Regions from separate parts of the Homo sapiens genome. Here all the other regions are linked to region 2. A link is a loop called in an ENCODE intact Hi-C map of the cell type or tissue named here. Cell type or tissue: PC-3. All regions are shown on one strand. Region 1 overlaps FAT1 (FAT atypical cadherin 1). Region 2 overlaps LOC102723906 (a long non-coding RNA gene). Region 3 has its middle 67 kb from the start of FAT1.

Region 1 (5,000 bases), 270 kb before region 2:
GGTAATTTGGGAAAGATGAGTCAAACTTCCTATTTCATCCACCTGTTCTACATGTCAGTATTCAGCAGGAATGTATTAAATGTTCACTCATACACAATAGCTTTCTCTAATCTCAAGGGAAAAAAGAATTATGAAATGGAAGTATATCACCCTCACATCTGAGGTTTGCAATTACAGATAGAAACAGCTATGATTTTTCCGTCGTGCCTTATTTCTAGTTCGGGCCGTAAGCGTCCAGACTGCAGTGTGCAATTCTGAGATGGCATCTGCTGGTCCCCACCGACCCATCAGCTGTACAACCAGGGGGTGGGGGACAGTCATGTCCATCAGGAGGGGATTGTCGGCCTCCCCGGTAATCTACGGATATTACTAAAGGTTAAGACTGAGGCAACAAAGCGACTCTATTCAAATATCGGAGATTGTGTAATTCGCAATTAAAATAGTAAGTATGAATGAGTGAGATGCTGGATGTTCCTATTTCATGAATTCATGACTGTGTACTTTTATAATGCCTATCGTGATTGCTGAGATAAGCTTCTGCTTCGATGCATTTTAATTATTACCTCTTTGTAAGATAAAAAATCACTGAATACAACTTACGGAGAACTATAAAGTAAATTTCAACTGCCAAAGGGAGAGGAGGGCACACCGAAGAATCTTATCTTCTAACCAAAATCCTCAGATCCCTCATGTCCACCAATCACGTCACTAGATGCTTTATGTGCATTAAATCATTGAAAGAACATGGAAGTTGCATGATTTTCATCCCAGCTTTACACATGAGGAAAGAGAAGCTTAGATCCATTAAGAAACTTGCTTAAGCCCTGGAGTGATGAGGAAACAAGGCCAGGGTCAACAGCTAACTGGTGGGATCCGGAGCTGAGCCGGACAGTCTGACTCCAGGCCTCAGGGTCTTCTCCACTGAGCGGTGGGCTGTTGCCACTATCAATCAACAGCAACACTGTCGGACACCAAAGGTGCTGGGGACCTGGTGGGGCTATAACCATGAGGAAAGGCCACAAGGAGTTTCCCAGTGTGGAAGGAAGGGTCTTCCTCATGCATGCAGGACAACAGACGGGAGACGATCTGAGGATTCCGCTCAGAGTTTTGGGGTTCAGTACCTAGGCGCTATTATAGGCACTGCACAAAGTGGGTGGAAGGAAGCCTTAAGCGTGCCAAGTTATTTTGTTTTCCGCTTTTTAATCTGTCAGCCCAGTTGCATGATACACTCCTCAAGAACCCTGGGCAGAAACTTCCAAAGTGGACCTATGGCACTAGCCCGAGATCTCTAGGTCAAAACCCCGAAGCTTCCCATCTTGAATCAGAGGCAAGACGAAGGTCCAGGATGGCTGAGTGAGAGTCTAGATAATGTGCAAAGAAAGACCAGGGGTAGAGCTAGCCTTCGCCATCTCAAAATCAAGCATTAGACTGGGAACGCCTTCAAAACCCTCCAGTGCAACTCCCTTGTTCTTAAAGAACGTTGAAATGATTTGTCCAACTCCAAGAAGCTAAACAGGTGTAGTTCAGAATCCAGAGTGAAGGACTTCCTTAATCAGGGGTTCATCACGATCCAAACCATTCTTTAAGGGAGTCCTGGTTTCTGCAGGGAGTGACACACCAGCTGTCTCCAAGTATGACCGAAGCTGCCTTTACTCATTAAGTCATTAGCAGTTCTTGTTCCTACACTTCATCATGCTTTCACCAGTCCTTCCTAAAGCCACGACTGGCATTTACAGATTACAGATTGATTTCTTCTGTAACTTTAGCAGTTACCTCAATTCCATAGAGAGAAACAAATTTTCACATTTCCATTGGGAAGACTTCTAATTAGTGCCTTTAACACAGAGAAAAACAAAAATAAAACTAAAGACATCCAGTCATCACTGGATGTGAATCAAACTGTGGTCACTCTCAAACCTCTATCCCTGTCTATTTCTCTTTATCCATGAATGTCTACCTATCAACTTTCAATAAGTACTTTTTTATATAGTGGGTTATAAACTCACCCTGGAGACAAAAGGAACCAACAAAAACTATAGTTTTTACAGGTATCTTTCTATTTACACATATTCACGACCTCACCTTTTTGGGCACCTATGTATATCCACCCCCAAACTCTTCTCTGCGGTCTCCCTCCTGTCTTCGGCATCTCCTCCCCTCTGCGCTCCCCTCCTTCTACCTTTCTGAAAGCAAACACAGCATGCGGCCAGAAGGTGCCTGCGCCCAGGCTGTGAGGAGGGAGGGCTGCAGCCCAGGCCTTCCGCAGGATTCCCTCCAGCCAGATGCCGGGAGCAACAGAGCCGTGAGAGGGGTGACAGGGAAACTCTGTCGCCACTCCCGTCAGGAGGTTGCCGTGCACACGCAGTGAGAGCGGTCGTGATGCTGCTGCGTGATGCTATGACGCAGATTTGGAGCACAGGAGACAGGTTGAGACACGCTTGTTACGTGTGCCACTCAGCAGTGCCATCAGAAATCACGGCTTTACCTGAATGAAGCATTACGGAAGGAATGAAAGCCTAGCTTTCCAACCTCGAGAATACAGTGAAGTTGTTAATAACCTGAAAAATCCGAAAGAAGCCGGAAATTTGGAGTTATTAAGTAAGAATATTTATCATTCCAAACATACTCTCCAGGATTTCAAAACCACCACCAGATGTCACTATGGAAACTCACTTTAAATATGCATCCAGTGGAGAACGAGACTGAAGGGGGAAAAATGTAATTTCTAAAAGAGCTTAACCAAGATAGTTGAAAATAGAGCTCACAGCAAAATTTCTGTATGGAAGGATTCATTAATGTCCACTTACTTAACTAAACGGATACTGACGTTGTCTTTCCACAGCCTGATTATTCAAAGGTTATAGGGTTGCTCCAATAAACGGTTCAAAAGTAAATCACAGTTTCCAATAATAACTCCTACTCCCCGCCACTGCTGGCCCCTGCTGCTGTTAAGGAATAGTCCTTGATCAGGAAAGGCCAGCATTCCCTCCCGCTGACACAGGTGGAACAGGACTCTTGCAACACAGTAATCTTTAAGGCAAAAATAAAGTTATAGCTATGATGTTTGCCAAAAATAATTTAACTGATTCAAATTCCCATGGCCACAGAACACCTTTCCTCCTAGAATTTTCCTATTTTAACAGGTCTTGGCCCCCAATCAAGCCTTAATGCCAAGGCTTTCAACAAAGCCTCGTTACTTCTGACTCTCAGAAATACCTATCATCAGCAACAACCCAGCAACACAAATTTGCAAACGCTACCCTCCTTTCTGATATGTCACATACTTAATGTTTTAAACTTTTCATACAACTGCTTAAGGCAGCAATTGTATTAAAAGCTGCTTTGTTCAATCACAAGAAAAACTTAAATGTGAGATATAATTTTAACGATATTTTCCCTACAGGCAACAACAGACAGAAACTCTTTTCTCCAATTCAATACCCTCAGCGTAAACAGGGTAACTCTTTTGAAAATAAGCATTTTCCCAAATATGAAAACAATACTCACGGAAAAAGAAGAGACATACCATCAACACACTAGAGAGCCAATATCTCTGTTGCTGCAATTAATCTATAAACGGTTATTCAATTTTTCCTGCTAATTATGCAAAGACTAAACATCTCAGAATTGTCATATTAAATGTTAATCACTAAAAACATCAATTCTTCCTTAAAATTAAATTTTAAAAGTAGATTGTAAGCTTCCTATTAGAATGCAAACTTTTTAAGGACAAAGAATTGTTACGTGTTTGGTTCAAGGCCGGGTCAATAGTGAGTGCTTATAAAAAATGATATCCATTACAGACAAGCAAAGGAGGAGAAACAGTCGCAGGCAAGAGGAGACCAGAGAGACGTAACTAAATGTCATGTGGGAGCTTGGACCACAGAAGGCACCTTAGGTAAGAACTCAGAAAATCTGCATCTATTATGGACTTCAGTTAGTAACAATGTACCAATACTGATTCTTTAATTGTAACATCTTACATACTCATGTAAGATGTCAACAACGTGAGAAGCTGGGGCAGGGAGCAGGGAGTTATGTGAGCATTCTACTTTCTGCTCCATTTTTCTGCAAATGTTTTATTTTTTTAAAAAGTTGTCTATGAGAGCTCATAATATGTAGATTGTTTCCTTCCTTCAATTAAAAACTTTTTTGAACTTACCTGTTTTTAATCTCGTTTTCATTAAATACTAGATTTAGACTGATGTTAATATTTCCACATCTTGATGATACCTTGAGAGCCTAATGTGTGTATAAGAAACTTTACATGTTAAAGGCTAAAGATTTAAATAACAATCTAATTCAAAATATAATTTACTGTAAAATAATAAAAAAATATTACTTGTTTTGCCTATTATATACAAAGAAAAGCTGTAAAACGAGTTTAATATAAAAAGCAAAATTTCTGCAATTTAGCCTTTCTTTAAAATAACTGGGCCGGGCATGGTGGCTCATGCCTGTAATCCCAGCACTTTGGGAGGCCGAGGCTGGCAGATCACCTGAGGTCAGGAGTTAAAGACCAGCCTGCCCAACATGTTGAAACCCCGTCTCTACTAAAAATACAAAAAATGAGCTGGGCGTGGTGGCAGGCGCCTGTAATCCCAGCTACTTGGGAGGCTGAGGTAGGAGAATCACTTGAACCCAGGAGGTGGAGGTTGCGGTGAGCCAAGACGTGTCATTGCACTGCAGCCTGGGCAACAAGAGCGAAACTCCGTCTCAAAAAAAAATAAAAATAAAAATAAAAATAACGATACTAGTTTGACATGCAGTATTATCTCATAAATCGAAACCTTTGAATTCTTTTAGAAACAATACAGTAGATCGTGTGTGTGTGTGGTGTGTGTGTGTGTAAATATACATTTAATGTTCTTGCTTCTGCCATCAGTTGGCAAATTTATGTTATTTACTACTGTGGACTAAAATAGAACAAGAAATGAAAAAGGAGGAGTCTATTGGGCTGAAGGCATTTAAGATTCTAAAATGGCTATTCAGTCTACTTT
Region 2 (5,000 bases):
CCTGCTGTGAAGAACCGTGGGCTCTGGCTGGTTACAGAGCTGCCGTGTGAACTTCAAACCCATCTGAAGCCATCACAACCTTTATTCTTTTACCCAGAACTGGTGAAACCATTGTAATCTTTATTCTTTTACCTAGCCCTGGAAGGTCTAGAAGTCAGTCACTTGCTGAGAGATGTTGAGATGCTGTTCCTCCATGGATCTTCTGCACCAGAAATACGACTTAAGACCTCTCTGCCACACTCTGCAATCATTCCTCCTTCCTCATGCCTGGCTAAGGTGGTCCTCAGGGGTCATTTTCAAACTGTTGGTCACAACCTCTTCATTGGTCTGAAATTAATCTAGTAGGTTGCAAACAGCACTCAAAAAGGAGATAGACTAGAACAGACCAGTATATTTTACATAGTAAGGCTAAGTGTTATTTCATGAAAGTTTTTTTTTGGTTTTCAAAACACACCTCTCTCTCTGTGGTGTGGTGTGTGTACTGGGTACTGATAGAAAATTTATTTCTTACTCTGGGTTGCAGTAAAAGCAGTTTGAAAGCTCCTACCTTGGAAACTCTGAAGCAGCCTGGGGTTTGGATGTGGATCAGGGAGTCACAACCATGCTGTAAAGCCAAACAGCTAACCTGTGACACTGCTGGGCACAGACTGAGGTATGTCTCGTGGCTGTTACCGATGCCAACTCTCAGGATTCATACAAATGGAAGACAAGAATATCTTAGGTAATCTACAAATCCCCAGGTCTGATTTAACTCACCTTTCTCCCTTACTTTGAGAAACATCTGTTGCATATCTAGCATGCGCCGGGCAGTTCTAGATGCTGGGAAGATAGTGTGAAAGTCAATCCTTGCCCTCCCTCATGGAACAGAAGATGCTTCCTACAAAAAGTCTTACAATTCTGAGTAACTAAGTTAACTGGTTTATTTTATTGCCTCCTTTTCCCCAGCCTGTCAGTCTTTTCTGATAAAAAGGCTAATAAACAGAAACCAGTTAAATAGCAACCAGAGGAAAAGAACAGGAAAAAAAATCGAGTCTGAATAACACATAATTAGCCCCTTGATATTTGAGGCAATAGGGGAAATAATAATGTCATATACATGATTAACTTCTAAAGTTGGCTAAAAAAAATAAAGGAAAAAACAAAAAACCCTCAGTTCTATCTATGAGCCCAGCATGTCCAGAGTATTGTCGGAGTGGCTGTTGTCTTTGGGTATCCTGAATTTTCTTCCTAGAAAGGAAGAAGAAGGCCCCCATTTAGTTTTGTTGCAGGTTTCAAATTCTTCTCTGGGAGAAAAGCTAATGCAGCAAGTTATTTTTTCCCTGGCTATTTATTTTTCCATTTCCAGTCGCTCTATGCTAGATTGTAACATTCAGGGATTGGGGAGTACAATCGCTTCAGAATAATCAGTCATAAACATTCCAGGTTTAGTTAACTATTAAGGAAAGCAGCGTCTTTACTTTTTAAAGAGGAAAAAGAAAGAACGTATGCCACGGCCTGTAAAAGACTTTCCCATGTTTTGTTTACATTGGAATTTCAAAAGCTGACAATATCTTTCCTTCCTTCCTGCTCCTTGATGTAGTGAAAGGTCTTCCCTGTAAGTCTGATCATTTTAGTTGAAAGTGTTTAGACTATCTCGTGTACTCAAGTACTCATCACGATAGAATTCCACCGTGTAAGGGCTTGGTGGCTTCTAAGCTCATATTTTCTTTCTTTCTTTTCTCTCAACAAACTCAACTATCATTGTCATTTAACTTTAGGCTCCATCCCACATTCCTGCAGGAAATCTTCTTTTAAACAGAATTATATACTGCAGGAATGGAGCTGCTCAATTTTCACTGGGTTGCATTTTTTATGGTTGTTCCTTTACTTCCTGGTAGCATATTTCTGATGACACATCCGTAGCAACAGTAGTTTTATTTATAAGCAAAGGGAAGAAGAAACATGGACTTTGGCTAACCTGGGTGTACAAAGAACACCCAGAATGTAATTGTAATTATGTCCACTTGTGGTGATATGGTCCAAGGTTTATCAGGATTTCCAAAGGAATCTGTGGGAGGAAATCTACCAGTGATCACAGCCATAATGAAACAAACTGATGTGGAAATTTCTATTCTTTAAAACCTATTTTAAATTTAGTGTTTACAAATAGGTATAAGTTAGCAAGAGTGCTGAACTCAGGGGACGATCTAAATCCACTCAATAATTAGTTCAACAAACTTAGGCTAGGCACAGTGGCTCACGCCTGTAGTCCCAGCACTTTGGGAGGCCGAGGAGGGTGGATCACCTGAGGTCAGGAGCTCGAGACCAGCCTGACCAACATGGAGAAACCCTGTCTCTACTAAAAATATAAAATTATCCGGGCATGGTGGTGCACACCTGTAGTCCAAGCTACTCAGGAGGCTGAGGCAGGAAAATCACTTGAACTCAGGAGGTGGAGGTTGGGGTGAGCCGAGATCATGCCATTGCACTCCAGCCTGGGCAACAAGAGTGAAACTCCATCTCAGAATAATAATAAAAAATAAATAAATAAATGAATAAATAAATACAGTCATGGGACCCAACATTACAGACTTTAGTCATTGACGTTACAGAATTGAGCCACTCATAGACAGGGACATCACAGAGTTTAGAAGAAACAGAGAAGTGGGAGGGGACAGAGTCAGCAGATGTGCCTCAAGCAGAGGGTTCGGGGGAGTGTCGGATGAGAAAGAAGAGCTGGAAAAAAATGTTAAGAAGGAGTAGCTGGAGATGTTACAAGAAAATAAGGGGTGCTTATCATCATAGAAGCCAATAAGATAATTTGAAAAATATAGCGGTTACAAGAGTCAAATGCTAAACGGTTCCGAATGCGTGAGGGTTGGGATCAGGACTGGCGATTAGCAAGTTTTATGTGGCTTTTAAGCCATTACTTTCTGTAGAAAGAGAAGAGCACAGCCAGAGGATAGAATTGAATGGGAAGTAAAGATGAAGTAAAATGAGCGTAGAGTGTATTTTTTCTCGACAATTATTGGTGTATGGAAGCATGTAGATAAATAGTTCCCTGAAAATATCGTTTACAGGGGTGCTTTTATTTCTTTGGATGAGGAAACTACAGTACATTATAGGACAAGTGAAAGGAGCAAGTAGAGAAACAGGGTAATGATGACTTTAGGGAAAGATAAAGAGGGGTCTCAACAGTTCAGAAGGAGCAAGTCTCGGAAAAGAAGAGGGACAGTTGTGTCTGTTTCACTTATGCATTGTCATATGACAAATATCCTCAGAAACTTGGAGGCATGGCCGGACGCTGTGGTTCATAGTTTATAGGTGCACAGTGACTATAATCCCAGCACTTTGGGAGGCCAAGGCAGGGGGATTGCTTGAGCCCACGAGTTTGAGACCAGTGTGGGTAACATGGCGAAACACTGTCTCTACAAAAAAAAAAAAATTAGTTGGATATGGGAGCACATGCCTGTAGTCCCAGCTGCTTGAGGGGCTGAGGCAGGAGGATTGTTTGAGCCTGGGAGCTCTAGGCTGCAGTGAGCTGTGTTCACGCCAGTGCACTCTAGCCTGGGTGACAAAGTGAGACCTGTCTCAAAACAAAACAGAAGCCCCACAAAACTTAGAGGCTTAAACAACACCATTTTATTATTTTTCACAGTTCTGTGTGTTGGCTGCGCTCCCCTGAGATGTCTTCTCTCTGCTCTACTCGTCTCAGCTGAGCACATCTCGAGTGGCACAGTTTGGAGCAGAGGATCTAAGGTGGTTGGTCTGACTCCTTGACTGTGTTAGCTTGGGTGGCTGAAACGCCGTGGATGCTCTTTCATCCCGTAGTGTGTCTCTTCCCGTGTGGCCTTTCCAGCAGCATGGCCCAGACCTCTCACATGGTGGTTCAAGTGAGAGAAGGCTGCAGAGTCTCTTAAGGCCTAGGCACTGAGACTCACGCATCATTTCTGCCATATTCCAAGATCAAGTGAAGGTACTCTGCAGGTCACAGGGCAGGGCAGATTCAATAAGAAAGAGAACTAGGAAAAGCACAAAGATGTGGCCGCATAACACATTGGGGCCAGTTTGCAAGGATTTGCCACAATGCTTCTAGAACAAAAGAGAAGGAGAAAGGATTAGTGTAGATTTAGAACACTTCTGAATTAAGAGGAAGCAATTGGAGAAAGTTCAGGCTGAAAACCTTCAATTAGCATAGACTGAAAAAAGCTCATCTCTTAAAGGAGAAGTCATAAAAGAGTTTATATGAATCAGAGTGTGATTCCTTTTTTTCTTATACAATATGAAATAAAACCACTCTGTAACTCTTGAATAAATCTGCTGTTAGGGAATGCAGCATGCTATGAGCCTGATTTTAAAAGAAATTTTAATTTTTTTGAATAAAATATTTTAAAAATGCATATGTCACTTGCCTCTTCATATTTAATGCACTTTTAGCAAAACTCATGTTATGAACTGAGAAGGGTCTGATGTTTTACTCAAATTGCAAGCTAACAAATTAGTTTGCTATGATTGCTGGAAGAAGACATGAGACTTCTGTATCAAAGACAAAGGATTTTATTATTCATAGCAATAGTAGTATTCAGAATATAAGCACTCTTGGGCCAGTTCCCCAGCCCTAATCCACCAAGGCAATGAGAAGGTGACCAAGTGACATCTGAACATACAGTGGGTTGTGTTAGAAAAGAGGAAGTTGACCTTGGGAAACCTGAATCTTTTGTAATTGGCACTTGGCATGCTTGCTATTTGCTAGGAAGGAAATGTCATTTTTATTATACTGTACAGCATGCATGTATATGTCTCTTGTTGTGGAGGGAGATACTATCTTTGTCTTTCAAGGCTGTAAGCAATTTTATCCATTGGTCCAGAAGGAGATCCTATCACTGTCTTCCCATGCTATACAAGGCCTCCTTGAAAAGACAGCTGAGAGCAAAGATAGCTAGTGCTTCTGTTTGTAAGACATGCAGAAATGTGAGAGACCCACGAATTGTCTCCCCAAAACTAATTTTAAAATATGACTT
Region 3 (5,000 bases), 150 kb before region 2:
CCTTCCCAGCCTCCCCATTTGCCTAAAGAGGTTGTGGTCTGCATGCAGGCCTGAGGGGCTTAATGCCAGGCTCTTGGCACACATGGCCAGCTGTGGCTACATTTTACAGCCATCCCTTTGCTCTATCCCCTCCTTGCTTCCCCACTTTAGCTCTCCTCATCTTTTCCTCCCACAGGCCATCTCTCTGTCCCAAGATTCCCAGATGCACACTTCAGAGAACATTCTCCTGGAGTTTTACTACTCCTTTGAACCCTGGCTGGAACTTCTCACTCTTCCAGGCTAGGAGGCTGGCCTACTGCTCCAAGGATGCCTGGACTGTGAGAGACAGAGGGAGGCACTGGGCAGAAACGTAATGCCCTTTGTAAAGCTGAGGAATCTCAGGTTAAGATCTGGATATGACAGCTGAAAGGGGAGAGAGGGAATTACAGTTAATGAGAATTGCATCAGAAGATTTTACCTGCTTACATATGGGCAATTTGTGTGTAGGTGGGTAGGTGTGACTGGGGAAAACAGGAGATGAGGTAGGGTGGCTGGGATAGTTGGTGCCAGGTTGTCCAAGATGAATTAAAAAAATGCATGCTTTCAGATTTTACATATTAGCCTGGATTTTGGATATTAGAATATAGAAGAAAAGCAAAACTTCGTTGAAAGTAAAATTGTTTTGTCATTAATGTAAAATCTTTTTAACATATATGCAGAATAATTATATAGATTAATATGTTTTCATATCGTACTATATAGACAAAAACACATATATCTAACATTATATGAGTTGCCTCCATGCACATATTACACCTTTGTTCAATTAAGAAATTTCATATTTGCTGGAACTACTACCTCTTTCTCTGCCTTCCATCGGGAGCTTTCTTGAACTGTCATCTTTAAACACCTGATTTTCAAGGCATTGTCTATGGAAGGCACCAAAGCAAAGGTCCGCCTTCTTTTAACAGGTCTCTAAGGTCCACCTTCTGTTAACAGGTCTATGATCAGACAGTCTGGGTTACTAACAGGCTACTCTGACTTTTTTTTGAAGTTGACTTGCTTGAGAAAGTGATGTTAAAGCTAAAATGAATTATTAAACTCTTTTTTTTTGTAATCTTAAACAACCTAAAAGAGAAATAATTCACAATGTAGAAAGAATGCGGAAGAGATTCCTCAGCTCTACAGAATGGTTGCCATGGAGTGGACCATATTTGCCTTTTGAAAGCCAATCTTTCAATTGCATTCATCTCTGACAATAAATGTAAGGCTTACACCAGTGAAGAGAGTGGAGAGAGAAAAATGAAACCCTTTGCCAGAGCTAGGCTGGACAGCTGCTGGATTTTTGTAAGGGATATAAGAGTTTACAAGAAAGTGCCCCTCAAAGAATGAAATGCTTATATGAACATTCTTTGTCGATGAAACTCTTTAAGAAAGACCCACTGCTAGAATCCTGTAAACTCCATGTGCAGAAACAGATGCAGGCGTAAGTGACACTATTTCAAGTCATCTAATAGATCCTTGAAAGCAAGAACAGTGCAATAAAAAATCTATTTCTATTTTCCTTTATAAATAATTCATTTCTATATTTCTCTTTTCAAATAATGCCATGACTGTCCACAGCCTTGAACCTTCCAACCCCCTGAGAAGACCTGGACTGCTCTCCTTGATGGACTGGTGCTCCTCATTTCCCAGGGACTGGAACTGAAACTATAGCCTGGGTGCTTTGAAACAGGACAGATTTCCAAGCCCCTGTCCAGGATTCTGATTTAGCTGGCCTGGGATGAAAACATGGATCTGCATGTTTAACAAACAAACCAGTGGATTTTTAACATGGGGTTTAGGAAATTATACAAAGTATACACTCTCCTAGGGCTAATCTTGTTATTAATTATTGTCAGTTAAAAGCATTTCTTCACTGGAGATGAGGAAAAAACCCAAACTTAAAGCGTCAATAAAACTTTCAAATAGAAGATTATTTTTAAATGTTTTTCTTCTAAATTTCAAGTCTGCTATTCCAGATCATTCTCATAATCAAAATCATGAAGTCATCAAACAAATAAAATCTCATAATCGAAATTTAATGTTCTTCATTCTACTTAGAATCAGAGAAAGGCTGTGAACAGCAGGTAAGACCTAGTCACTACAGTGTCTCATTGTACCTTCTGGCTCCAGCTCCAGGACTGAACACACACAGCCAATGTTCAGAATTATGATTCTGGAATTCCACAATGTTCTGGCAGTTAAATCATTGTGGGTGTCCTTAATTATTTCTTTAGGCTGAATTCCTAAAAGTGGAATTTCTGGGGCAAAAGCTAATGTTTAATTTAAAGGCTTTTGTTTGTATTGGCAAACCAGAATATTTAATCATGATCATAATAAAACCAAACTTAGGAATGCTTACAGTGCACTGAGCTCTGTGTCTCAGTCTTGATGACAGCATTTCAGATTGAGTGTTATCATCATACCCATTTTAAAGATGGTTAGAAAATAAGGCTTCGTTGGGCATGGTGGCTCATGCCTGGAATCCCAGGACTTTTGGAGGCCAAGGCAGGAGGGCTGCTTGAGCCCAGGAGTTTGAGAGTAACCTGGGCAGCGAGACCTGGTCTCTACAAAAATTAATAAATAATCATAATAATAAAGATAAAGGGGCTTAAAGGACTTAAAATATTGACGAAGGTCATATAACCAGTAAGTAAGAAAACCAGAAGTGGGACTCAGGCCTTCCTGATGCCAAACCCTTGTTGCTAATCAGTAGCTGCCTTTTGAAAGGTTGTGCTAATTGGCACACTCACCAGAAGCATATGAGAATTCCTGTTTCCCCACACCTTAACCAACTTCGGATGGTACTTTTCTTTTTTTTTTTTTTCTTTTTTGAGACGGAGTCTCGCTCTGTCCCCCAGGCTGGACTGCAGTGGCGCCATCTCGGCTCGCTGCAAGCTCCGCCTCCCGGGTTCACGCCATTCTCCTGCCTCAGCCTCCCGAGTAGCTGGGACTACAGGCACCCGCCACCACCCCAGGCTAATTTTTTCTTTTTTTCTTTTTTTTTTTTTTTTTTTTTGGTATTTTTAGTAGAGACGGGGTTTCACCACGTTAGCCAGGATGGTCTCGATCTCCTGACCTTGTGATCTGCCTGCCTCGGCCTCCCAAAGTGCTAGAATTACAGGCGTGATTCAATTTCTACATGGTTCAATTTCTTTTTTTCTGACCCATGAATGTGTGGTATTCCACAATCTAAGTTGTCTGTGGTTAAGTAGGACACTGAAAATTTTTTTAATATGGGTCATTCATGCTTTGAAACACATTATTTCTTCTTTTTTTAAATTTTACTTTAGAAGTGCAGAACGTGTAGATTTGTTACATAGGTATACGTGTGCCATGGTGGTTTGCTGCACCTACAACCTGTCATCTAGGTTTTAAGCCCCTCATGCGTTAGCTATTTGTCCTAATGTTCTCTCTCCCCTAGTTCCCCACTCTCCAACTGGCCCCAGTGTGTGTTGTTCCCCTCACTGTGTCCAAGAAACATATTATTTCTTGAAGCTTTTACATATATCTGAATATTGGAAATTCACACAATTTTCTCCAATCACAGTACATCACTTGTACATAAACTCTACCCTCCAGAAAAGATTTTGCTGTGCAAAGCTATTCTTTGAGGACAGTGTAACGAACTATATTAGCTTAGCTTAGGTCTTAGGTATACTTTACCAAAGACTAAATTTATTCTCTACGTGGTCAGAAATTAGAGTGTCAGGAATCATAATTTTATCTAATTTCCAAAATGAACTAACAATATTTTCAGTAAACTTTATTTCACTACATTTTGATATACATTTACATGTTTATATTTTACAGATAGATGCTAACTGAATTATTTTAAAGACCAGGTATATATTCCTTGAAATAATGTCGGAAACTTTTGACCCAATAGTTCAATTTCTGGATGTCCATTCTAAAAAAATTCAAAATCTAGGCAGACATTTTGATTGTTACTAATGCTATTTGTAACAACGGGAAGCTATGAACTCTGAATACCTGATTGTATGGAAGTATTTAACTATGGTACACTGGAGTATTGAGCTATTGATCCACTTAGAGAATATTTAGAATATAAGCTCCCTGAGGAAGATCATCTTGTATAGTTTGTTCTCTCCCATATCTCCAGTGTGCAAAAGTGTTCATCATGTACATGCACTCCACAAGTACTCGTGGAATTGATGCCCCAAAATAGGGGCTTAGCTCAGGAGGGTTCTTGGCTTTGCTCAGGAAAGAATTCAAGGACATGCCAGTAGTGTTAGCAATCTTTTATTGACTGGTACTGCTCCTAGTGGAGCAGGGCTAACTCATAGGCAGTGGGCCCAGAGTCAGCAACATATGGGCTATTGGCAGCTATATTTACACTCACTTTTACACACTTCAATTCTATGCAAACTCAGGGGCAGGTTAATGCAAATTGAGGAGTGGGTTATTTAGGATGTTCCAGGAAAGGGATGGTAACTTCTTGGTGGTGGCCATGGAAGGGATGGTAACTTCTGGTTTGTTGCCATGGCATTTGTAAACTGTGATGGTGCTGGTGGAAGTATCTTATGCAACTAAGCAATGAGGGCAGCCAGGGATCAGCCTCTCTGCCATCTGTTGGTTTCTGCTGATTTCTTCAGTTTCTCCTCTCTGGACCAGATCCTGTTTTGGTCAGCAGGGTTATGACCAGAAAGCAAATCCTGCTGGTCTCTTACCACAGAATGAATGTGTATTTCATTATTAGCTAACTTTTACCGAGCTAAGCTTAAGTAGGTGCCTGGCATTGGTCTAAGTGCTTTAAATGCATTAACCCTTTTCATCCTTACAACACAACCATAAGGTAGCTAAAATTATTAGCTTCACTTTACAAATGAGGACAGTGAGACACCAGAAATTAAAGAATTTGTTCAGGGTTGTACAGCTATAAGAGCTTTCGCTGGTGTTTGAACAGATGCATTTTATTTTAGTGTCCACGTTCTTGACAACTGGCTGGTTTGATAATG

The links. A loop is a pair of places that touch in the nucleus more often than their neighbours do. Peaks named below come from ENCODE experiments on the same cell type or tissue, not always from the same donor. Only the 100,000 strongest peaks of a DNase experiment are listed, where the experiment ranks them.
Region 1: it touches region 2 in a loop (4-fold over the local background); 6 of 110 quality-filtered maps call a loop at or near these places.
Region 3: a loop joins it to region 2, with 7 times the contacts of the local background. A loop is called at or near these places in 2 of 110 quality-filtered maps.

Annotation. Positions count from the first base shown.
Region 1 is chr4:186,666,981-186,671,980 of GRCh38, forward strand. All of the region lies in intron 2 of FAT1 (FAT atypical cadherin 1), which reads right to left. Among named protein-coding and RNA genes, the nearest start is that of FAT1, 54 kb to the right of the region's middle. In PC-3, CTCF peaks have their summits at 2,642 (motif pointing right) and 2,841; no DNase peak of the experiment used is centred here.
Region 2 is chr4:186,935,289-186,940,288 of GRCh38, forward strand. All of the region lies in intron 1 of LOC102723906 (a long non-coding RNA gene), which reads left to right. Among named protein-coding and RNA genes, the nearest start is that of FAT1, 210 kb to the left of the region's middle. RefSeq lists an enhancer at 1-682. In PC-3, a CTCF peak has its summit at 2,019; a DNase peak (open chromatin) is centred at 1,913; H3K4me3 peaks cover 1,021 bases; H3K27ac peaks cover 2,412 bases.
Region 3 is chr4:186,788,567-186,793,566 of GRCh38, forward strand. No RefSeq gene overlaps it. Among named protein-coding and RNA genes, the nearest start is that of FAT1, 67 kb to the left of the region's middle. In PC-3, no CTCF peak of the experiment used is centred here; no DNase peak of the experiment used is centred here.